Regions from separate parts of the Homo sapiens genome. Here region 1 is linked to region 2. Evidence: read pairs that join two places in POLR2A ChIA-PET (ENCODE). Cell type or tissue: CD4-positive, alpha-beta T cell. All regions are shown on one strand. Each heading gives the region's core, and the rest is flanking DNA. Links, peaks and the distances in the headings are about the cores only. Region 1 overlaps TXLNB (taxilin beta). Region 2 has its middle 32 kb from the start of TXLNB.

Region 1 (12,455 bases), core at 4,403-12,402, 67 kb before region 2:
TTTTTGTATGAAGAAGCAGACTTGCAGCATCCGTCAATAAACAAGGGCCCTGGCTGCACTGGATAGACCAGGAAGGCTGGGTTATCAGCTGGAAGGAAGGCACCGACCGGTGTTATCAGTGAGACTGTCTTTTTTAAAGTACAGAAAGCACCCTGAATGAAAGCTGGCAGATTGGAGAGTTTCCAGTCTTGGGGTGTGGGTGTGAGAGGGAGTATGTATGAGTCAAACAACCCCTAGAGCCCAGAAAATTGCTTATCTAGAATGGGTTTTCCCCAATAATTTGGAGTAGTAGAGATTTTACTGCAGTAGACAGCAATAACATAAATCATTTCGGTAGAATACAGATTATCCAAAGAAAAGCCAAATGACAGCTGATTATCATTTTGAATTCTCTCATTAGTACTGTATGTGACAGAACCGAAATTTGTTTCTCATGATTCCTTGACACACAGATTAAAGAAGACAGAGTAAAGGGGCATCAAGGAATTCATGGCCAAGAAGGGGCTCTAGGGTTTTACACACACAGAGAGACACACACACTCTGTCTCTCACACACACACGCATGGTGCATAAGACAATGTTTACTGTGGTTTTTTTTTTCTTTCTTTTAAGAGACAGTCTGATTCTGTCACCCAGGCTGGAGTGCAATTGTGTGATCCTAGCTCACTGCAGCCTCAACCTCCTGGGCTTAAGGGATCCTCCTGCATCAGCCTCCAGAGTTGCTAGGACTACAGGCACATGCCCCATGTCTGGCTTTTTTTTTTTTTTTTTTTTAACACAGGCTGGTCTCAAACGCCTGGCTTCAAGCAATCCTCCTGCCTCAACATCCCAAAGTGTTGGGATTACAGGCATGAGCCACTGTACCCAGCCAATCATGTGCAATGCACTCTGACATATTCTGTTCAACTGTGTTTTTTCTTTCTTTCTTTCTTTCTTTTTTTTTTTTTTTTTTCAAAATACTGGCTGGAATCCACTGTGGGCCAGAATTAATTTCAGGGCCCACAAATGGGTCAGACCTCTTGGTCTGAGACACTGTGCCCTAGGGTTAGCTCCTGGGGACTGGCTACCTATCCTGTACATCATCCATTGGCCTAGGGTGGGAACAACTACCCCCAGCAGATCCTGGTCACCTTCTATCACAAAATCTTTTCATTTGTATTCTCAGCCCGGCCTCTTTTGTTAACTTTTTTCCTTAATTTCTCCCCATTCTTTTTCCAACTTATCAGTAACTCTAGCAGAGTTACATAGAGGCCTCAGACACTGTGGTCTCCTCAGCTGGTCCTCCCGATCCCTCTTGCAGCCCTGTAGTTGCAGGCTGCAGACAGACGGGGCAGGAGTGAGCACATGTCTGGTCCATCTCACAGATGCAGCCTTGCTGGAATCAGCAAGAACAACCACCCCCAGGACTTCAGCCTCAACATGAGCTAACAGGCATTAAAAGCCCTCAGGTTTGATTGTCTTCACTTAACTGGGTAAGGCTGTCACCATGTCTTACTTTTCCATGTGTACCTGTTATATTTTTTCATTATGTCTCAAAGTAAAGGCTTTAAAAAAGAAAAAGGCAGAATGTTCTTTGTGGTGTATTAATTGGGCAGATTTTGTTTCCTTTTCTTATGTTTTCTTGTTGCTGGCTCATGAGCATGGAGAAGACAGACACACCCAGAGTTCTGAGAAGTAGTGTCTTGATTCATCACCAGCTCTTCTGTGCTTTTTCTAGTTATGGTTTTCATTTTTGCTTTCTATTAAAAAAATTAATTGTAGTAAAATACACATAGCACAAAAGTTACCATCCTAACCATTTTTAAGTGTATAGTTCAGAATTGCTAAGTATATTTCCAGTGTGGTGCAACCAATCTCTGGAACTTTTTCCATCTTGCAAAATGGAAACTTTATACACATTAAACAACAATTCCCTATTTCTTCCTTCCAGTGACCAGTCTAACATTTTGCTTTTCTTCCTATTTGACCTCTCTGTCTGGTGGCAAAAACTATGGATTTCTCAGATAACTCTAACACTCTCCTACTTACTAAATGTTTGTGCTTCTTGTTTACTAAATGGATATTTGTTTGGTAGCGTCTTCCCTCTCACTATCGTGCTGACAGGATACATGTTTGGTTTCATGTGTCATATTCCCAGTCTCACTTTGGTATTTCACAGAGCCAGGGAAGGACATCCAGAGGTCATGCACAGCATTTCCCCTGCCAGAGGCAGAAATAGAAACAAACTCTTCTATGATTAGAACAACAACAAAAATTGCCTCAATATTTCACTTTTAAATGGGCCAAGTGACAAACACAGTCTTTTCACTGAGCACCAAATTTTAATTACAGACACTCATAGACATGGGAAACAACTGTGTCCAGGAATCATCTTGGTGAACCTGTGAGATTTGGTTTGGGAGTTAAGTCCTATGACAAGAACAGGTGCAGCAGTGCTCTCCTCTCACCCTGTAGAGGTATGGGGAGGACTTCAGACTTTAAAGACTCTGATTACATGCTTTCCACAATTTACCCACTCATCTTTCCCCTTGGGTAGTATTTTGCGTCCACATCAGATATTGCTGACTTCCCACATCTGCTACTGTCTTCATCCTTGTTGATCCAATGAACACTCGATTTTGTAGTGACAATTGTATCCCATTGATCATCTCTGACATTTATTCTGTTGCCTTGGCTTGTATAATTGAAAGCCAGACATCGCTTCCCTAAGTGAGAAGCCTGCCCCCAATTGGCCAGCAGTTGTCTTATGACTGAAAAGTGACTTCTCTAGGAAAATAACACAATCTGTCCTTGATAATTCTGTTGCCCAGACCTTAGAAATGGGGCCTTGGCCTTGGCCTCCTGCTACTCCCACCCCTTTAAAGGCAGCGTAAAACCAAAGGAAGTGTTGGAGTGTTATGCAAAAGAATCTGTGATAGAGTTTGTTTTCAAAGTTTAGAAGTTTTAGAAATATAATGTTGATACTTTTTAATGAGGAGCTTGTTTAAACATGATTACGCATAGGGATTCAGGACCTCTATTTTATTCTTGAGGCTTAAGTAATTATTGGAATTTCAAAGGTAACTTGGAGACAAAAAAGAAAGACAAAGGAGGGTTCTTGCAATTAGTGAGGCTGCCTGCACTGTGGAACACTGCAGGCAATGGACAAGGCGGGGTCAACTTAGCTTAGGGCCACACTTCTTCAGCTCTGGAAGTTCTCTATGCTCATGAACTACAGCTGAATAGCATCTTGAGATCATCTTTTCCAGCGGTTCTTCAACTTTTTTGCAACTTAAGACTCCTGTTGGGCCGGGCGCAGTGGCTCACGCCTGGAATCCCAGCACTTTGGGAGGCCGAGGTGGGCTGATCACGAGGCCAGGAGATCAAGACCATCCTGGCTAACACGGTGAAACCCTGTCTCTACTAAAAATACAAAAAATTAGCCGGGTGTGGTGGCAGGTGCCTGTAGTCCCGGCTACTCGGGAGGCTGAGGCAGGAGAATGGCGTGAACCCCGGGAGGTGGAGCTTGCAGTGAGCTGACATCATGCCACTGCACTCCAGCCTGGGCAACAGAGTGAGACACCGTCTCAAAAACAAACAAAAAACTCCTGTTGTCTCATATTTCCTTCTCATATTTCCATATTTCCTTATATGAAATCCTTACCTATGAAATAATACTACTAGTTCATACACTAATTAATAGTCAAGCAGAGATTTTTCTCTCTCTTATTGATGATTATATCGCCAAACCTAGAACCATGCCTAGCACTTAGTAGATGCTCAGTAAATATTGGTTGAATTAATTATGCTTATTTTGGGCCAGACACTGAGCAAAATGCTTTGGATGCATGATTTGAAAACCAACTACATATATTACATATGCATTAACTGATTTTCCTTTTAAAAACTTAAACATAGGCATAATTTCCATCCACAGTTGCTGAGCAAGAGGTGAAGTAATACCAGAAACAACTACATTTTAGATAGTAGCTGCTACCTTATGTGCTGATGTTTTGGAAACGCTGAAAAGTCATAGGCCTCTCAGGGGTTGCACGACTCCAGGCTGGGGTCATTGATTCATTATAGCATTTTCATTTTGCAGACAAGGAAATTTAGTTCCATAGAGGTTTAGGTGGGTTACACAGGGTCACACAGCTTCTCGGTAAAAGAGCCAGGACTCTGACCTGGTGCCTTGACTCAGGGATGAATGAGGAACAATAGCAAATCTAGAACCCCTGGTTGATGGTTTTTTAAGTTTGAGGGGGTATAAGGGGGAAATTAGATCAAAACTTTAATATTTGTATTGTACAGGTCATTAAAGGCCTCGATTCTGATGCCAGCTGAGTGAATCACTCTGTAGCCCACAGTTTAACAATGTAATCTACTCTGCTCAAGTTGATTGTCTTCATTTTGCATGGAGGAGTAGAGATTGCATGTAGCAGATGATGTGAACAGTGCACAGCTTCAAGTATTATTTATTGTTCCCCTCAAGGCTCTGTGTGGTGAATGAGGCACAGATAGAATTAGAGGCCTTGGCTTGATTCCTTGAGGTCACACCCCCTTTCCTTCTGCTAGACAGCCAGCAGTCAGCCACCCACCCTACACCATGATGTGATGAGTTCCGTGACTGCCTAAAGGATGATCTTGAGTTTGTAACTCTGGGCCCTTTGCTTCAGACACATTATGGTTCTAACTTCTATGTATCTAGTGTATTAAGACAATTCTTCTTTATTATCAGAGAGTAGTTCATACTGGAGAAAATAATTTATTATTGCTTTGCTATATATGCATTGCAGAAATATACTTTAAGAAGGCTAGATATGAAAATGTTCCCTGTATTTTTGTCTGTGCAGTAGTATAATCTGTGATTTTAAATTTCTTATTTGCTTTTTTCTTTTACAATGAACACGATTTGTGTGTGTGTGTGTGTGTGTGTGTTTACAGTGAACAAGTACTCAGCTGTCAGCATATAAACATTTACAAATCTTAAATTAATGCTGCCCAGCTTGGAAGGTTTCTGATTTCCTTGCCTTCGGTGAATTTCTCCCTGTGACCTCACAGTCCCTTTAGCACTTGGGTGTTTCCCAGGGCAGTGGAAGTCTGTGGCCTGTGGCAGGATGGTACTCCTGGAACCCACAGGGACCATTATTTAGGACAGGCAGAGCCCCAGGTAGGGGTAAGATGGGTAGGTCTGGCTTTCTTCCAGAGTCAGCTGTGGCATAAATGTCCAGAATGGTCCCCCCTTTTTTTGAGTCTGAAATAGGAACCCCCAGAGTCTAACAGAAGCACATAAAAGTTGTCACGCAGCCAAACCAAAATGGTTCCTGACTTGCCTGACACTTGTATCCATTCACCACTGACAAGGCCAACCTCTGATGGCATAGAAACTTGAGTGGTGACTATTTTTCTCATTTTCTTTTCTTTTCTTTCTAAACAGATGGAGTCTCACTCTGTCGCCCAGGCTGGAGTGCAGTGATGTGATCTCGGCTCACTGCAGCCTCCGCCTCCTGAGTTCCAGTGACTCTCCTGCCTCAGCCTCCTGGGTAGCTGGGATTACAGGCACATGCTACCACGCCTGGCTAATGTTTATATATTTTTTAATAGAGACGGGGTTTCACCATGTTGGTCAGGCTGGTCTCGAACTCCTGACCTCAGGCGATCCGCCCGCCTGGGCCTCCCAAAGTGCTGACGTTACAGGTGTGAGCCACTGCGCCCGGCCTCATTTTCTTTTTATGATAAATAATATCAAGACATGAGGACATCTTAAGAATCGCCAGTCATAGATGGTGCATCTGAGCAGTTTACGTTTTCTTCTTACCTTAACAGGGCAATGAGAGGGGAAGTACGGTGGAAATAAGAAGTGCTAGATGGGAACCTGGACACTGGCTGACTCTCTTGACCACTGTACTGTCATCCATTGTCTGTCAACAAACCTTTGACTGGATGTTGCCGGCGCAGAACATTTCTTTTTCATAGATATAATATTGTGCTTTTATTTTTACTTGAAAATATGAATAAATGTGAAGTTGTTCTTCATTTCCAATTCCCATCCCCCCATCCCCTGCCACATAGGAGGACTTCTGCTGCCCACCTTTGGCCCCAGCCTTTTTATCTGGGGACAGTGAGGACAGCACCCCCATGCCTCGTCCACCTGGCCTCACCTGAGCCTGCAGGACTGTCTCTTGCTCCTTCAGCACTTTCGCCTGAAGTTTCCACTCTGCTGCCTGGTTCAGCAACTATGAGAAGAGAGAGTGTGTGGAAAGATGGTCAGATTTGCCTTTTAGATTACTATTTGGCTGTAATTTGTCTACAAAACTTAGCAACCTGCTCATTAACCTCCTTAAGTAATTTTTTGGAACTTTGAAAAGAATCTAAGAAAGCTTAAAAAACCAGGCCCAGCATGGTGGCTCATGCCTATAATCCCAGCACTTTGGGTGGCTGAGCTGGGAGGATTGCTGGAAGCCAGGAGTTTGAGAACAGCCTGGGCTATATAGGGAGACCTTGTCACTGAAAAAAAAAAAAAACCAAAATTAGTCAGGGGTGGTGGTGCATGCCCGCAGTCCCAGCAACTCGAGAGGCTGAGGCAGGAGGATCACTTGAGCCCAGGAATCCCAGGTTGCAATGAGCTATGATGGCACTGCTGCACTCTAGCCTGGGCAATAGAGTGAGACTCCATTTCTAAAAAAATAAAGAAAAAGAAAGCTAAGAAAATAATTGGTCTAAAAAAGTTGGATTCTCAACTATAAACTAGTGGTTTTAATAAAAAAAATAGTCTCTAGCTCAAGTATGAATCACAAAAAATTCAACTTCCCACCACATTCTGGAACCTTCTCTAGTAATCTTGGCCAACAATCATTCAGCCTCTGCTGGAACCTCTCCAGAACATCCCCACTTGGTGCACTTTTGTTAGCAACTGTTTCTTTTCTTTTTTCTTTTTTTTCTTTGAGACGGAGTTTCTCTTTTGTCGCCCAGGCTGGAATGCAGTGGTGTGACCTCAGCTCCCTGCAACCTCCGCCTCCTGGGTTCAAGCAATTTTCCTGCCTCAGCCTTCTCAGTAACTGGAATTACAGACACCTGCCACCATGCCCAGCTAATTTTTGTATTTTTACTAGAGACGGGGTTTTGCCATGTTGGCCAGGCTGGCCTCCAACTCCTGACCTCGTGATCTGCCCGCCTCGGCCTCCCAAAGTGCTGGGATCATAGGCGTGAGCCGCCGTGCCCGGCCAACAACTGTTTCTTTAGAGTACATCCAGAATCATTCTCCTAGACCACTGTTCTCCACCATAGCACACTTGATACAATAAGAACTATGTATGTCCTTGGTCTTTGTCCCTGATTCCTGACACAGAGCTTCTAACATGCATCAGAATCTCCTACGGAACATATTAAAAATGCAGATGCCTCTCAGATAATATGATTTAGGAAGTACAGAGTGTGACTGAATTCTATGCTTCAAGAAAATACCCAAAATGGTCTGGATATCGGTGGCCTGTGGATTACATTTTGAGAAGTATGGGTTAGAAGTTTGACCTATTGGTCTAAATCCTGGCCCCTGAGAGCTGATGGGTTAAATTGGAAAGGGGATTTGGGCATACAATGACACATTCATATATAAGCTTGTAATTTTAACTTAAGATGAATGCCTATTTATCAATTTTGAGGTAGGGCTGTGGTCTTTGTTTTGGGTATGGATCTTCTGATTAGAGTTCAGAGGGTTTTTTGTTTGGTTTTTATTATTATTTTTAAAAATCACATCCACAGTGTGCCATGTAAGATTTCTAGGTTGTTAGGCTTGTGTGTGTGTGTGTTTAGCGATAGTGCTAGAACCTAAAAATACTTATGAAGCAGCTTGTCTGGATAATTCTCTAGAGTTTTCCACTTCCCCCCAGTCTTTTATAGCTACTCATATCTAGTTTGACAGTTGTTTTTTGCCATTTGCTTGCATTTGGTCTTTCAAAGCACTAAGCATAATTTGCACAAACAGTTTTTTGTTTTCATACTTATATTTCATCAGTTTATGTAACATCCTGTTGATTTACACAAAAGCAAGTGCAATTGGAAAGAAAAGGTTTGTGCAAAGAGCTGATTCTTGGTAAGCTCCACCTTACTAAACTGGGGCAAATTTTGTAGCCCTTCCAGAGAGTGGCTGGGTAGACCTGCAAGTCAGCATGCTGTGGGCATCGGTCAGTGCGTTTTACAGAGAAAACAGTGAACGCAGAGATCAATCTGGCTAGTCAGTCTGGAGGCTATCAATTAAGAAGTTTCTCTTGTATTTGAAGATAAGCTGATTAAAATTTCCCACTTTTAGTTTATCCCTATTGTAAAAAAAAGTCCACGAGGTCTATGTATTATATAATCAGAACCAAAAAAACTAACAATAAAATCATTACTTTTAAAAACTGGAAAGCTTCTTTTTCCTCATCTAAGTTTGTCTTTTTCCCATGACCCAGCCTCTCCATTTGTAAAATGGGTTGCATTTGTTCCTCTATGCCTCCCAGGGTGCAATGAAGATTGATTCTCATAGAAGTGCAACCAAATGGTCCTATGAGAGGACTGGGGCAGCTGTGGAGTAGAAGCCCTACAGTGTCCCCTCTGGCCATCTGAGGGGAGTGGTGGCACTGTGCCTGCTTCTTGTGAGCTGGCTATGCAGCTTTGTTGTGATTGGTGACCCCCAACCTCGAGGGAGGCTGGTGGCTGCCTATTCTGCCTGGGTGACTTGATATCTCATCGCTTCCAAAAGGAGGTGCCCCAGCTGCAAGCCAGGTAGGTGGCTAGCTTCGAAGAAGTGAGATGAGCTCCCTCTCTTTGACTCAAATCTGTTTTGCTGAACCAAAACAGGTGCTAGTTTCTTGCTAAGGCTGGGTCGTCTCAAATCTGCTCTCCAATGTCTCTCATGTGCATCTTTGTCTTGTTCTTTCTCTTTCATGTCTCGTGTTATACAGCAAAGTACCAATATACTATGGGAAGCATATTTTACCCAAGAAGGTAATTACACCAATGGTGGAATTTCTATTCTCTTGGATTGTGAATAATAATTGAATGTTTTATTTCTTGCTTTCAGAGCTAGGTTGTAGATGGATTTCATAAATTAATCTTTTTCTTAAGAGAACATGGACTTCTGATTTGAAATTATCCAATGTCCACCAGATTATGTTGCTCAAAATTTGTCTTTTTGTTGCCATGTTTGAAAATTTATTTTAAAATTACTATTCTAATCAACTGAATTGATTCTGGTCTGATTTTAGGTAAATGAAAATCTCAAGATCAAAATGTGACATGGCCAAATTTGAATAAGTGGTCCATGGACCATGTTTTACCTCTCTCTCACCCCAGCAACAGATACATGCGTCAACTCATACCTCTGAAACACACGTCTGAGTGTGATGCACCGTCACAGAGAGTGTGGGCTTTGGGAACAGACGCACATAAGATCAAAACACATCTTGCTCAGTCAGCAGTGTGCAACCTTAACAAGTTGCGTATCTTCTTGGAGCCTCAATTCTCTCATCTGTAGAATGACCCTACAGCTTTTTGGGGAGTGCTTGGGGTTAATGAGATATCAATAAACACCACCACTCAGTTTCCTCAGCCCAAAACTTAGGAGTCATCCTTGACTTTCTCCTTTTCTCTTTGTCACCAGCTTCAGGTCTGTAGCACTGTCTGTTGATTTCACATTGAAAACAACTTTCATCCATCTCCACCCCTCTTCTCTGCTGCCATATCCCTAAACCAAGTCATCATCATATTTCATCTGATTGCTATAGTAGCCTCCTGTCTTCTTGCTCTCTTGTCCCTCTGCAGTCTATTTTCCATCCAGGAGCCAAATTAATCTTAGAAAATGCAGAGCAGATCATGCCATCACTTCCTTTGCAGAAGCACCCAGTACTTTCCCATTGTATTTAGAATGAAATCCAAATAACTTTTTAAGCCCTACAAAGCTACACAGTTTGGCACCTGCTTACCTCTCCAACTTCATTTTGAACCTCTCCCCCATGCTCTTGCTTCCCTGACCTTTTCCTGTTTCTGGAGCACACCAAATTGGTTCCAGCATTAGGGCGTTTGTTGCTGCTGCAGATGCTGGAGACGATGCTCCAAGTAGCAGCTCCTCATCTGGCAGGGCTTAGCTCAAGCATTCGCCCCTCCAGGAGGCCTTCCTGGTCACTCAATCTAAAGTACGTCCCCTTCTTTGGCCCCTTCTCAGTTTCTCCTTACTTCCTTAGTAGTGGTGATTATTGTCTGAAATGACCCTTCCCTGTTTGCTTGTCTATTGCTTGTCTCTTTCCAGTTAGACTCTAATCTCCATAGTGGGAGATGCCCCTTCTCTGTCTTGTTCACGGCTATGTCCCCGCACCTAACACGGTGCTTAGTAGATAACAGGCACTTGAAAAATATGTGTGGAATAGATGAATGACTATTTTATGTAGAAAGTAGTGTAGACATAGTGCCTCAGACTGGGCTGGCTAATTTAGTTCTCCATAGAAGCTGGGGCTCTTTCTCCATCAGTCTAGTGCTCTTTGACCATTATAAAAACAACTTGCGTCCAGGCGCGATGGTTCACACCTGTAATCCCAGCACTTTGGGAGGCCGAGGAAGGCGGATCACCTGAGGTCAGGAGTTCAAGACCAGCCTGGCCAACATGGTGAAACCCTGTCTCTACTAAAAATACAAAACAAGTAGCCTGTTGTGGTAGTGGGCACCTGTAATCCCAGCTACTTGGGGAGGCAGGAGAATCGCTGGAATCCTGGAGGCTGAGGTTGCAGTGAGCTGAGATCACGCCACTGCATTTCAGCCTGAATGACAGAACGAGACTCTGTCTCAAATAAATAAATAAATAAATAAATACAAAACAACTTGCTCAGAGTGTCTCTGACACTGAGGTAGACCAGATATGCACAACGACTAAAATGATAAATACATATTCCTTTTCTCGTTTGTGTCGCTCCTCCGCTTCCTTCATCATTTCTTGGGCCTGCTCAAGCTTTGCATCCACCAGCTTCTGCTGCAGTTCTCTGTGTTTAAATATTTTGTCCAGATGCTAAGAAAAATAAAGTGTACATAGAAAGCTTGGTTTATTATTGGTGCTTAAAAATGCAAAGTAAAATAATTCACATTAATACACATTCCCCAGGTTTTAAGATTTAAAAGAAGAGAGGGATAAATGCATTGGCATCACTTACAGCTTTATAATAAAGCTGTAAATTGGTGAACCCCTCCCCCTGACTTTGCACCACACACACAAAGCTAGCTATAAAAGGTAGAGGCACCAGAGTTCAGCAGTGTCAATGCCAAAAGATCCATACAATATTTTTCTACGTTTGGTAACTATTAGATATGATGCTATTTATTATGCTAGACAGCACAGACAATGATGTATCAGTATACAATATACAGGGGCTACAGTTGTATCATTTGGTATTTTGGCTCTTTCTGTGAATATAAAACCACTTTTAATTGCAACACTTGTGCAATTTATCATGATGAATTCTCTGCATTCTTGCCTCTGGCGTTGTGAGAAAGCCTTGGGGTGCCAGCATGTGGTCCGAGGTCTGGGAGTGAGGCCTGAGCCCCCCTGAATTCTACTCTGTTGCTCTGGTGGAGATGACAAGGCCAAGGGTCATAGAGAAATTGAGTCGCAAATGTGCAGAGCTCGCCACACCTTTTGACCTCTGGACTAGTTTGGTCAAGAGAAACTTCCAACTCTACCTCAGGATGGATAAATTCCTGGTCACTGGGAGGTCCAATCAGAAACAGGACATGGAATTCTCCCCTTGGGCTTTACTTAGAACCAGTCCCAGGAATATACAACTAGCATAGCAGCCCATTCCCATCTGAGATCTCTCTGAAGAATATGGACATTTTCCTTTCACTCCTTCCTATCTTCTTTAGTCTGAACCTCCATTCTGGAGCGGGATTGATCCTTATGACAAGATAAAATGGTAGCATGGCATTTTGGCTTACTATTAGGAGTTTCTTGATTTACCTAACCACCGCGACCATATGCTGTTGGCTCAGTTTTGTGCTTGATAAAATCTTAGCATGTTACCAACAGAGCCGCTTTGACTATGTTATGTTACATTTTAAAGCAGAGATTTAAAATTTGGGTGGGATAGGGAAAGGAATATGATGTGTCAAAATCCTGAGAGGGTATCTGGAATCTTAAAAATATATTAAATATTAAAATATAATTTGGGTATAACAAAAGACCTTGATCATCCCCCTAATATAACCTATTCAAAGTAAAAGGCTTTTGCCTCTTGTGACTGTGGGTAAGTGGTTTAATCTCTTAGCTTCTGCTTCTCATCTATAAGATATGGATAATATATTATTATCTAATGCATAAGATTGTTGAGACAATTAAATGCCATATGGTATGTAAAGTACAGCACTTAGCACATTGCCTGATACAAACTAACCACTGAATAAATGATATCATTATTATTACAATGATTACATTATTAATACTATTATTGGCCTGG
Region 2 (12,455 bases), core at 2,779-10,778:
CCTCGGCCTCCCAAAGTGCTGGGATTACAGGCGTGAGCCACCATGCCCGGCCAAGACAGAGGCTTTTTAATGGTAATAATAGAGTTAAGAAAATAGATTTATAAATATAAAATTTTGCCACAGAACTGGAATCTATAAAAATGATCCAATGAAAGTTATAGTTGAGAAATACAAATAATCAAAATTAAGATCTCATCAGATGACTGAGGCAACAGGATCACTTGAGGCCAGGAATTTGAGACCAGCCTGGGCAACATTGTGAGAATTTTTTAAAAAATTTAAAAAACAGAAGAAAAGATCTCATCAGATGATCTAAACAGCATATTAGACAGTAAAAGAAAGGATTATGGGGCCGGGCACGGTGGCTCACGCCTGTAATCCCACACTTTGGGAGGCCGAGGCAGATGGATCACGAGGTCAGGAGATCGAGACCATCCTGGCTAACACAGTGAAACCCCGTCCCTACTAAAAAATACAAAAAATTAGCTGGGGGTGGTGGCGGGTGCCTGTAGTCCCAGCTACTTGGGAGGCTGAGGCAGGAGAATGGCGTGAACCTGGGAGGCAGAGCTTGCAGTGAGCCAAGATCACGCCACTGCACTCCAGCCTGAGTGACAGAGTGAGACTCTGTCTCAAAAAAAAAAAAAAAAAAAGAAAAGAAAGGATTATGGAACTGCTAAATAAGAAATATGAAATTAAAAAGATGAAAAATATAAGAGAAGAAGAGATATATGAAAAGTGGTGATAATTCTTACGTATGTGTAATTAGATCCCCAAAAGGAAACGAGAAAGAGAATGAGAGATAAACAATAATTGAAGGGATACTGGCTGAGAAGCTTCCAAAACTGACACAAGATATCAAGTCAAACATTCAAGAATCTCTATAAAACCCAAGCACATCAAGGTACCAAGGTGTGTACCTTGGTAAAACTGCTTAAAACCAAAGACAAAGAGAAAATGTTAAAAGCATCCAGAGGACAAAACACATTATTTCCAAGCAGAAACAAACTGATGAAAGCTAGATGACAATGGAAGACAATGGACTGATATTTTTAGCATACTAACCAACTTAGAATTCTATAAGCAGTGCAAACATCTGAAGGTAAAGACATTTTTTCCAGACAAAATATGAGTGTATTTGTTGCCAATAAATCCACATTAAAATTGATTGATGTAGCAATCTCTATAAATATTAGTTGATATAAATGAATAAACTAAAATGATGAATTCACAAATGGTAGTTAGCCTTTTTTTGAGTTTAAGAGATTAAAGCTTTGTTCAGGATATTAGATTGTCTTCCTTCCTTTTTTTTTTTTTTTTTTTTTGAGATGGAGTCTTGCTCTGTCACCCAGGCTGGAGTGCAATGGCGCGATCTCAGCTCACTGCAACCTCAGCCTGCTGGGTTCAAGAGATTCTCCTGCCTCAGCCCTCCAAGTAGCTGGGACTACAGGCACGCACCATCATGCCCGGCTAATGTTTTGTATTTTCAGTAGAGACGGGGTTTTACCATGTTGGCCAGGCTGGTCTCGAACTCCTGACCTCGTGATCTGCCCGCCTCGGCCTCCTAAAGTGCTGGGATTACAGGCATGAGCACCACACCCAGCCAATGTCTTTCTCCCTTTAAAATTTTTTTTTTTTTTTTTTTGCAGAGATGTGGTTTTGCCATGTTGCTCAGGCTGGTCTCAAAGTCCTGAGCTCAAGCGATCTGCCTGCTTTGGCCTCCTCAAGTTCTGGGATTATAGGTGTGAGCCACTGCACCCATCCTTCCTTTCTTTCTTTTTTTTTTGAGACAGGGTCTCATTCTGTCACTCAGGTTGGAGTGCAGTGGCATGACCACACCTCCTTTGTTAAAGGAGCAATATAAGGCTAGCTGTGGTGGTTTATACCACACCCCAGCACTTTGGGAGGCTGAGCTCAGAAGTCTGAGACCATCCTGGGCAACATAGGGAGAACCCATCTCTACAAAAAAAAATTCAAAAATTAGCTGGGCATGGTGGCATGTACCTGTGTACCAGCTATTTGGGAGGCTGAGGCAGGAGGATCACTTGAGCCTGGGAGGTCAAAGCTACAGTGAGCCATGATTGTGCCATCTGCACTCCAGCCTGGGTGGCAGAGTGAGACCCTGTCTCTAAAAAAATAAATAAGTAAAAGGAGCAACATGAGAACAAGTAAATCCTTTTAAATGAGTATTTCACATGAATTAATAAATGACTATTTATAGTATTTAACAATTACAACAGGAAATGAGACATTTAGAAAGGATTAGCAATACACAGCATAGTGAAGTGGATAAAAAGTAAAAAAAAAGTTATTAAAAATACATTTCTACTACTTTATAAATATTTAGCTTATGGCCATATATATATAAATAACTGAAATATCTCTTAATTTGTAGTGGTTATTGAATATGTATTTTATATCTTGTTTTAAATTATAATTTGTTAAAGTTATTAAAATCCAATGTGGTATTAAATTATTAACTCTTTAAAATAAATATTAGTGCCTGGTTTCTAACTTCTCTTTCCCTTAAATAAAAGTTACTTAAGTAACTTCTAAGTGGTGACTAAGCCTATATGTTTTCTAAAATTTTGTATGACACATAGGTCCTAATTCATCAATTTGGGAGTAGACAATTACATTATATTCTTACTCATATTATCGATTTTGAGCACTAATCTATTCTTCCTTTAGGTTTCTGTTTCCAAATAATTTCTGGAAACCACAAGGAATATTTACAAAATCAGTGAGACAATTGCCTTCCTTGCTAGCTCGTTATGAGTTGATATTTTCAGTCCTAGAGGAACACAACTGTTGCCAGTGAACTCAAGTTTCCTTCACTAAAATATTACCATCACCAAAAATCCAAATTCATGGGACTGGGTTGGAGACGAGACACTGGAAATCAAATGGGTTCCTTTTTATTTCGATTATCATTTACTTAATTTGTAAAACTCCACTTTTGGGGAATTTTCTGTAGGCAGAAAATTTTCTAAGCATATAATCTCATTTTTTTTTTTTACCAACCTAGAGGTGAGCAGTGTGATTGTTCCCATTTTCAAAAGACAAATCTGTGGCAGAGACAAGTTATCAACTTGCTCAAGACTTTCTAGCTCTGCACTGGTACAGACATGATTCTCACTCAACAAGGTGACTTCAGAGTCTATATCTCTCCCATGCTACATAGGCACAAGTCATTGGGTAACACTTCTAAGAAAGCTCTTCTGCCCTTTCCCACTTTCTCCTTCTTCTTACCTGAAGCAGATGTATTTGTTAGAGCTACAGTGGCCATATTCCACTCTAAGGCAACTGTGAAGATGAAAGCCATGGGCTTGGGACAGCACAGCAGAGAAGTAAAAGGAACCTAGATCCCTGTTAATGTCATGCACCTGCTTGCTAGGCCTGAAATACTCACCTCCAGACATCCATGTTCTTTCAGACACTATTATTTGGGTTTTCTACCTTATCCAATGGATTGAATCCTGATACTAGCCTGTCAGTGTAGAAGTGCCCCGGGGTTCCGTCACTGGACCTTGCTATTGTCTGAATGTTGGTGTCCCCTACAAAATTCAGGTGTTGTAATTCTAACCCCCAAGATGATGGCATTAGGAGATGGGGCCTTTTGGAGGTGAATGGGTCATGAAGGTAGAGCCTTCATGAATGGGATTCGTGCCCTTACAAAAGAGGCTCCAGAGAGTTGCCTTGTGCCTTCTACCATATGAAGATAAAGTGAGAAGTCACCATCTGTGAATCAGAAAATGGGCTCTGACCAGATACTGAATCTGCTGATGTCTTGATCTTGGGTCTCCCGGCCTCCAGAACTATAAGAAGTACATTTCAGTTGTTTATAAAATACCCAGTCTATGGTACTTTGTTATAGCAGCCCACATGGGCTATGACTGAGCTCTCCTTTTTTTTTTTTTTTTTAATCTATGGAGACTTCATATACAGAGACTTCTGAAAACTTTTACATTTATGTCTCTAGCCCAGACTACTCTCTCTTTTTTTTTTTTTTTTTTTTTTGAGATGGAGTCTGTTGCCCAGGCTGGAGTGCAGTGGCACAATCTTGGCCCACTGCAAGCTCCACCTCCCGGGTTCACACCATTCTCCTGCCTCAACCTCTCAAGTAGCTGGGACTACAGTTTCCCACCACCACGCCTGGCTAATTTTTTTGTATTTTTAGTAGAGACAGGGTTTCATTGTGTTAGCCAGGATGGTCTCGATCTCCTGACCTCGTGATCCGCCTGCCTCGGTCTCCCAAAGTGCTGGGATTACAGGCATGAGCCACTGCGCCCAGCCTCTCAGACTACTCTCTTGAACTACAGATTCATTAATTTTTTTTTTTTTAAGATAGGCAGAGTTTTACTATGTTGCCCAGGCTGGAGTGCAGTAGCTATTCACAGGCACCATCATAGCACATTAAAGCCTTGCACTCCTGGCCTCCAGCAATCGTCCCACTTCATCCTTCTGAGCTGCGACTACAGGTGCACCACCATGCCTGACTTCACAGCCTATTGACATCTCTGCTTCGGCATTATCACTGCTGGGTTGCACTGCTATAACAGAATACCACAGAGTGGGTAATTTATAAAGAACAGGCATTTATTTCACACCGTCCTGGAGGCTGAGAAGATCAAGATCAACACCCTGGCATCTGATGAGGGCTTTCTTGTTGCATCCTCACATGGCAGAAGGTAGAAGGGCAAGGGTTGGGGGGACAAGTGTTGTGTCCTCACACTGGCAGAAGAGCAGAAGAGAGTGAACCCACTCCTGCCAGCCCTTTCCATAGTGACATTAATCCATTATTAATCCATTCATAAAAGCAGAGCCTTCATGAACTAAACACCTCCCATTAGGCCCCACCTCCCTTCTAAAGAAATTCCTCCTCCAGTCTTCCCCATTATAGAAAATGGCAACTCCATCCTTTAGTTACTCAGATCAAAAATTTGGACTCATGCCTGACTCCTCTCTTCCTTTTCCATCCCACATCTGATCCAACACAAAAGTCCCATTAGTTCTATCCTCAATACGGTGCAGAGTTCAACCACCTCTCATCCAAATTATCTTAGTAACAACTGCCTTCCCGGCCACTCCCCTAAAATATCGATGCCTCCCCAGCCCAGCTTTATATCCCCCTTGTTCCTTCTTTTTCTGTAGAAAAAACACACTGCACATTTTCTGTACATTTTACTTATTTGCTGTGTTTATTCTTTGTCTCCTCCTCTTGCCTGTATGTTGCATGGGGGCAGGCATTTTCGCTGGGTTTTCCCTGCTGTTGAATCCCCCATAAACAGATGCTAATTGAATAGTGGCTTCCCCAGGACAGAGGCCCATGGGGCTATCAATTTTCTAAATGTCCATTTCCCTAAATCCCTTTATCTCTTTTGGATCTGTCCTCATTTTAAAATAAGAAACTAGCATTTCTGTGAACTGACTAGGAATAATTTCAATTGTCATTTCAGTAAGAAGTTTCATTTTGGACCAGTGACTATGATTATCCTTCCTTAAATACATAGGAAATCATTTTGTTGGTGTTGACATTGCACGAGATGAAGAAGGGATGGGGCTCAGTGTGTGGTTTGGGCTCTTTTGTTTGCAAGAAACCTCTAGAGATGTATTATAGTGACCCCAAGAAAAAGAATTTGTTTAGTTTTTTTTTTTTTTTTTTGAAACGGAGTCTCGCTCTGTCGCCTAGGCTGGAGTGCAATGGCATGATCAAGGCTCACTGCAATCTCCGCCTCCCGAGTTCAAGCAATTCTCCTGCCTCAGCCTCCCGAGTAACTGGGACTACAGGTGCGTGCCACCACGCCCAGCTAATTTTTTGTATTTTTAGTAGAGACGGGGGTTTCACAGTATTAGCCAGGATGGTCTCGATCTCCTGACCTCGTGATCCGCCCGCCTCGGCCTCCCAGAGTGCTGGGATTACAGGCGTGAGCCACCGCGCCCAGGCTTGTTTAGTTTTTTTATTTACTTATATAATAATAAAGAAACATGTGGACCTGGGCTGGGGACAAGCAGGAAAGTCACCAAGAATCACGAGGCACGTGGTTTCTCTCTGTACATCTGCTGCATTGTCTTCTCTAGGCTTACTTACCAACTTCCGCTGCTTACTCATAATTTCTGTTTCCTCTTCGTTTTTCCGGGGCCCTAGTTTACCTCCGGGCTTCCGTTGGCATCAGCTTCCATTCCCCTACATCTGATGGCTCGGCCCCTGTTTCTCAAAATTAGGCAGCTGTGGTTTACAACAGGGGACAGTCAACAGATTGCTCCAGTCAGTGCTCATCCCCGTCCTTTCTGCTGTGGTCAGGGTTTGGAAAGGGTCCCATAAAGCAAAACACGCCCCCAGAAGCTTTGCGCAGGGAAGGTAGATAGGAGTCACGCCCCTCCCCCATTGTCATCGCCATAGAAACAGGTTCCTGTTTATTCAGATGACTGTCTGTTTAACTGTTTCAACTCCACTTTGACTTGGAAAAGTGTTCTGGGATACTGACATTGTTTTATGATTCCCATCTTTGACTACCTTATTCTAGCACCAAATGTTAAACATGCAGCCCATTAATGCTTGAGCTTAGCTTTGTTTTCAGAATCTTCTGCCGGAAGCTTCTAGCTTCCTTCCAAGCTCTGGGGACAGAGAGGAGCCTCCTCTTTTGTGGAGTGTATTCAATGTGTGTGTATATATATATACATACATATATATTTTTTTCATTTAATTTTTTTTTTTAACTGTGACTAGTTCAGGATGACATTTTACAAAATCCCCCCGTTTTTTTTTTTTTTTTTTTTGGTCTGTTATTGTTTCTGGAAAGGAAAGTTTTATTTCCTTGTTTATTCTGTGTCTTCTCCTCTCTCCTGTATGTTGCATGGGGGCAGGAATTTTTGTTAGTTTTTTCTCCCTGTTCAATCTCCCATAAACAGCTGCTGATTGAACAGTGGCTTTCCCAGGACAAGGGCCCGTGGGACTACATTCAATGGTTTTAACTTGAATGCAGAATAATTTTTTTTAAGAGATTACCTTTTATTTCATTTTTTATTTATTTATTTTTTGGGGGGGACGGAGTCTTGCTCTGTCACCCAGGCTCGAGTGCAGTGGCACCACCTTGGCTCACTGCAAGCTCCGCCTCCTGGGTTCATGCCATTCTCCTGCCTCAGCCTCCCAAGTAGCTGGGACTACAGGCACGTGCCACCACGCCTGGCTAATTTTTTGTATTTTTAGTAGAGACGGGGTTTCACCATGTTAGCTAGGATGGTCTCAATCTCCTGACCTCGTGATCCTCCCACCTCGGCCTCCCAAAGTGCTGGGATTACAGGCGTGAGCCACTGCACCTGGACAGATTTTATTTTTTAAAAAAATCTTTAGTTCAAATGTATGCCAATACTTTTAAAAGCCAGGTAATATTAAGAGACTGTTGTTCTCAATCACCTGGCATACAGAAAGTTCTGGAATATTCATATTCCCATTATACAGCTGAACCACTGCTGGAGTCTTGTCTTTTGCTGCCATAAAGAAACAGATATGGAGTAATATGTGGTTAAGAGCAGAGCTCCACTAATTTGATATCTGACTATTAGTCACATGTCATTTTGATTCTGAACATCATCTGTGACTAGAAGATAAAATTAGTTCCTTTTTTTCTATGTTTTTATGATACTGTGTTTGGTTCCTAATGTTCTGAAAAATGCTAATGTGTGTTTTTCATAGAGCAACCTAAAATATATTTCCTTTAAGAAAACAACAGGCTCAGCCCAACTGTAGGAATTATATTTACTCTGTAAATCAAATTTGTTGCCAGCCTCTGCTTCTGTGGTCAGAGAGGGAAACAATTTACTAACTGTAATAGTTACTTCCTCATTTTTCAAGGGGTGTTAATTTTATGCCTGCTGATGGCTGCAATTTTTCTCAAATGCAAACATAGAGTCAAATAATTTGACATTTGTCAAATATTTTACATTCTAGTTAGAAAACATAAATCGTTTTCTTTTAAAAACCCAACCTCTAAAGCTGCATGTTTCTCCAAGTCAGTAGTGCCTTCATTTTATGAGGGAAATGAAATCAATCATCCCTGGATAATCAAGAATTAGGACAGAATTGCTCCTGACAACCCTGACATGGTAACACCAAAACAGCTCCTCCCTGACACCTGGCTAAATAGTGAGGGGGGTCAGCCTGGGTCTGTGTCTCTTGGCTGGGGAATATTTCCTGTGCTATGGGGTCTTGGATTCCTGCTCATTCTTCACAGCTGCTTTACCCACACTGCTGTGGCCACTGTCTGCCATTGGTTACTCCCCTCCTTCCTCTGTGGAACGGCTGCCTCCACTACTGCTGAGCTGTGAATAAGTCCCAGGTGTTTGCCTGCTTGTTTGTCTTCATCTAACCTAGACTTTAGGTTGCATGAAGGCAAAAGAGGTGTCTCTCCTATTCATCTTTGTATACCCAGCACCAGTACCAAGCAGGTGCTCAATAAATGATTGTTGACTGATGAGGGAATAACTCACCATAAATTAGCAGCAAGCAGTCATGTATTTTTTTCTCACAATAAAATGCACTTTTAAAAAAATCAGCACCATATGCACATATATTAATTTCTCATGCAATAGTTTAACAGTGAGAGTCTAAGGGTAATTGCTTCACCATATCTGTTGCTCTTGTTGGGGCTCAGAAAATTATACCCCAGAACGAAGGCCTCAGAAGCAAAGTTTCTCTCTGACCTTCTCCTGCCCTCCTGTCTCTCATCCTTTATAGTCCCCTGAGGCAAGTCATAGAAACTAGAAGAAACTAGAATTTCTCTCCCCCATGGTGGGTCATAGAAACCAGAACTCCCTTTCCCCAAAGCAAGCATAAAGACCAAAAATGTTACTCTAACCTTCTCCCAGCTTTCTGTGTAATAGCTGGCCATAAACAAATTAAGACCCTCATTCCAGAGGGGTCCTGCCCCCATTCCTGGAGAAAGGAATGGCACACAGAGAAGCCAAGAATATGAGCCCACACTTCCTGGGTTTCCTCCTCAGTCTATCACGTTAGTCCTTGGGGGAAAACCTTTGGCCCGATCACATTTCTACATAGCTGTCCATTCTTTGTTTAACCTAAGCATAAAAATTGATATTTTCCCCTGTATTTTTGGGTCTTCATTCCAAAGGCTCTCATGTTACCTAAAACTGTGATCAAACACATTTGTTGGACGGGCGTGGTGGCTCACGCCTGTAATCTCAGCACTTTGGGAGGCCAAGCGGGGCGGATCACAAGGTCAAGAGATCGAGAACATCCTGGCCAACATGGTGAAACCCTGTCTCTACTAAAAATACAAAAATTAGCTGGGCGTGGTGGTGTGCGCCTGTAGTCCCAGCTACTTGGGAGGCTGAGGCAGGAGAATTGCTTGAACCTGGGAGGTGGAGGTTGTAGTGAGCCGAGATCGTGCCACTGCACTCTGGCCTAGGCGACAGAGTGAGACTCTGTCTCAAAAAACAAAAAAACACATTTGTTATGCTTTTTTCTTGTTAACCTTTTCAGCCCCTATACTGTCTGCCCCGCTGTTGGCTTTATTTGACTGATCTGGCGGTTTAAACAGGTGTTCATTTCTGGACCATGCTTCTGCCACCTCCCCCTCACTCTTCAAGCTCCAGCCATACTGGCCTTTCAGTTCCTTAAATGTGCCAGCCTCTTTCTTGCCTCTGGCTCTTCCGACTTTTTCCTCAGCTTGGAAGTTTCTCTCTCTTGACCTCCTTATTTTGGCTAACTCTCATCATTCTTTCAGAATTCAGCCTAAATGTCAAATTCCTCAGAGTTGCTTTCTCTGATGCTCTGATATCAGTGATCTCCCGTGTTCCCCTAACACTCTGTTTTTGAATTCTGCATAGCACTTATTATTTTATCACTATATAGTTAGCTGACTTTTTCGTTTATTTGATGCCTGTCTCCTTCATTTGGCTGTTAGTTTCATAAGAATAGGGTTGAAAATTTAGTGCCTAACACCTAGTGGGTGCTCAATAAATATCTGTTGAATGAATGAATTAGTGACTGAATAAATAGAATGAATAAATGACCTAACAGCTCAATGTGTGTTAAAAGTGGTTTTGTTGTTGTTGTTGTTTTGTTTTTTTGTTTTTTGTTTGGATGGCAGTATAGACACAATATAAATTAAGCAATGAATACATTGGAGCAAAATTTAGAGTACCAACATCAAGAGATAGTGTGGTATTTCATTTCAGGTTATCTCACTTATTATTAATTACTACTTAATTGGGAGTCGTGTTTCCTCATCAGTTTTTAGAAAAAAGTTTAAACCAGCTGGGTGCGGTGGCTCACGCCTGTAATCTCAGCACTTTGGGAGGCCAAGGCCGGCGGATCACGAGGTCGGGAGATCGAGACCATCCTGGCTAACACAGTGAAACCCCGTCTCTACTAAAAATACAAAAAGAAATTAGCCGGGTGTGGTGGCGGGCGCCTGTAGTCCCAGCTACTCAGGAGGCTGAGGCAGGAGAATGGCGTGAACCCAGGAGGCGGAGCTTGCAGTGAGCCGAGATGGCACCACTGCACTTCAGCCTGGGCGACAGAGCAAGACTCCATCTCAAAAAAAAGAAAAAGAAAAAAGAAAAAAGAAAAATGTTTAAACATACGCTTTATGGTTTGTGAACCTTCACAGTACTCTCCATTTCCACAACACTTTTCACTTTAGCAATAAAAAATTTGTGTACATAACTTTTCTTCAACTTTATGTGTAAATTCAGAAGTTAATGTATATTTAAAATTTATTATTATACCTTTACTTCCAAGTAAAATTTGAGGCCACTATCATACTAAGACATTTTTCAAACATCAGACAAATAAGTTCATATAAAGATTAAGGCAATAGTTAGGCTTTTAAGAGAAGAAAATCGATTACTACAGAACTCTAATGTTGAGGCCAGGCACAGTGGCTCATGCCTGTAATCCCAGCACTTTGGGAGGCTGAGGCGGGCTGATCATGAGGTCAGAAGATTGAGACTATCCTGGCCAACATGGTGAAACCCTGTCTCTACTAAAAATATAAAAATTAGCTGGGAATGGTGGTGCGTGCCTGTAATCCCAGCAACTCAGGAGGCTGAGGCGGGAGAATCGCTTGAACCAGGGATTCAGAGGTTGTGGTGAGCTGAGATCACGCTACTGCATGCCAGTCTGGTGACAGAGCAAGACCCTATCTCAAAAAAAAAAAAAAAAAAAAAGGAAAAAAAAAAGAAAAATACAAGAAATTAGCCAGGTGTGGTGGTGGTCACCTGTATTCCCAGCTACTTGGGAGGCTGAGGCAGAATTGCTTGAATGGGGGAGGCGGAGGTTGCAGTGAGCCAAGATCACTCCACTACACTCTAGCCTGGGCAACAGAGCCAGACTCTGTCTCAAAAAAAAAAAATCTGATGTTGAATCATTAGTGTAATTTATATGTAAATATGATTTAGATTTAACATAAATTTAGCAATATAGCTATATATTTTAATTTCCTCGTAGACAAGACCAAAAAGGAAACAGAATGGGTTCTAGAGGTCCCGTTAAATATTATAAAAGAAACATACAAACAACAAACAAAACCCCTCAGTATTCCAAACATTGTGTGCCAGGTAGGAATTCTGTTCCAGGAGGAATTCCTTGTAGGGATTCATACAGAGCAGAGAAGGAGTTGATAGCGCAGTAAGCAGTACCTTTAAATTTTGTTTTATGGAAGATATTAGGTTGGTGCAAAAAGGTCTACAAGGATAAGGAAAATGTGGCACATATGCACCATGGAATACTATGCAGCCATAAAAAAGAATGAAATCATATCCTTTCCGAGGACATGGATGAAGCTGGAAGCCATCATTCTCAGTACACTAACACAGGAACAGAAAACCAAACACCGCATGTTCTCACTCATAAATGGGAGTTGATAAATGAGAACACATGGGCACAGAAAGGGAAAAACACACACCAGAGCCTGTTGGGGGTTTGGGGGTGAGGGGAGGGAGAGCATTAGGACAAATACCTAATGCATGCAGGGCTTAAAACCTAGATGACAGGTTGATAGGTGTAGCAAACCACTATGGCACGTGTATACCTATGTAACAAACCTGCACATTCTGCACATGCTTAAAGTAAGGTAAAATTTTTAAAAAGGTCTATGAATGGCCATTTCCTGCATTAACCTTTGATGGATTCTGAGAGGATAATATTAAACTTCCACGAAGGCATTTCAGGGAAGAGTTAAGATAATAAGTACATGTTGCTTTCTGGTGAACTAAGCTAAAAGAAAGGCAAAGTTTATTAAGAAAAGGGACAAGTAGAGGTCAACATGTCCTTATCAAACATCATGTATAGTAATAGAACTAAAATAAAGCAGAAAAAGTTATTTCCCCTATGCCTCCTACTCAAGTTTCCAAATTGAGTTTCTGGGTTAAGTAGGGTATTACTCAAATCTAATTTTGGTTATAATTACATTCTGAGAATTATTTGCAAAATA

The links. Peaks named below come from ENCODE experiments on the same cell type or tissue, not always from the same donor. Only the 100,000 strongest peaks of a DNase experiment are listed, where the experiment ranks them.
Region 1: POLR2A ChIA-PET joins it to region 2 with 11 read pairs; 7 of 35 experiments call an interaction of 5 or more read pairs at or near these places.

The regions. Positions count from the first base shown.
Region 1 is chr6:139,249,424-139,261,878 of GRCh38, forward strand. It overlaps TXLNB (taxilin beta), which reads right to left. Exons shown (of 10, transcript NM_153235.4): 6 at 10,895-11,014; 7 at 6,141-6,215. Among named protein-coding and RNA genes, the nearest start is that of TXLNB, 36 kb to the right of the region's middle. RefSeq lists a silencer at 1,149-1,443. In CD4-positive, alpha-beta T cell, for the core only: no CTCF peak of the experiment used is centred there; no DNase peak of the experiment used is centred there; H3K27ac peaks cover 1,799 bases.
Region 2 is chr6:139,317,639-139,330,093 of GRCh38, forward strand. It overlaps a transcript of TXLNB not described here. Among named protein-coding and RNA genes, the nearest start is that of TXLNB, 32 kb to the left of the region's middle. In CD4-positive, alpha-beta T cell, for the core only: no CTCF peak of the experiment used is centred there; DNase peaks (open chromatin) are centred at 6,133 and 6,363; H3K4me3 peaks cover 823 bases; H3K27ac peaks cover 2,752 bases.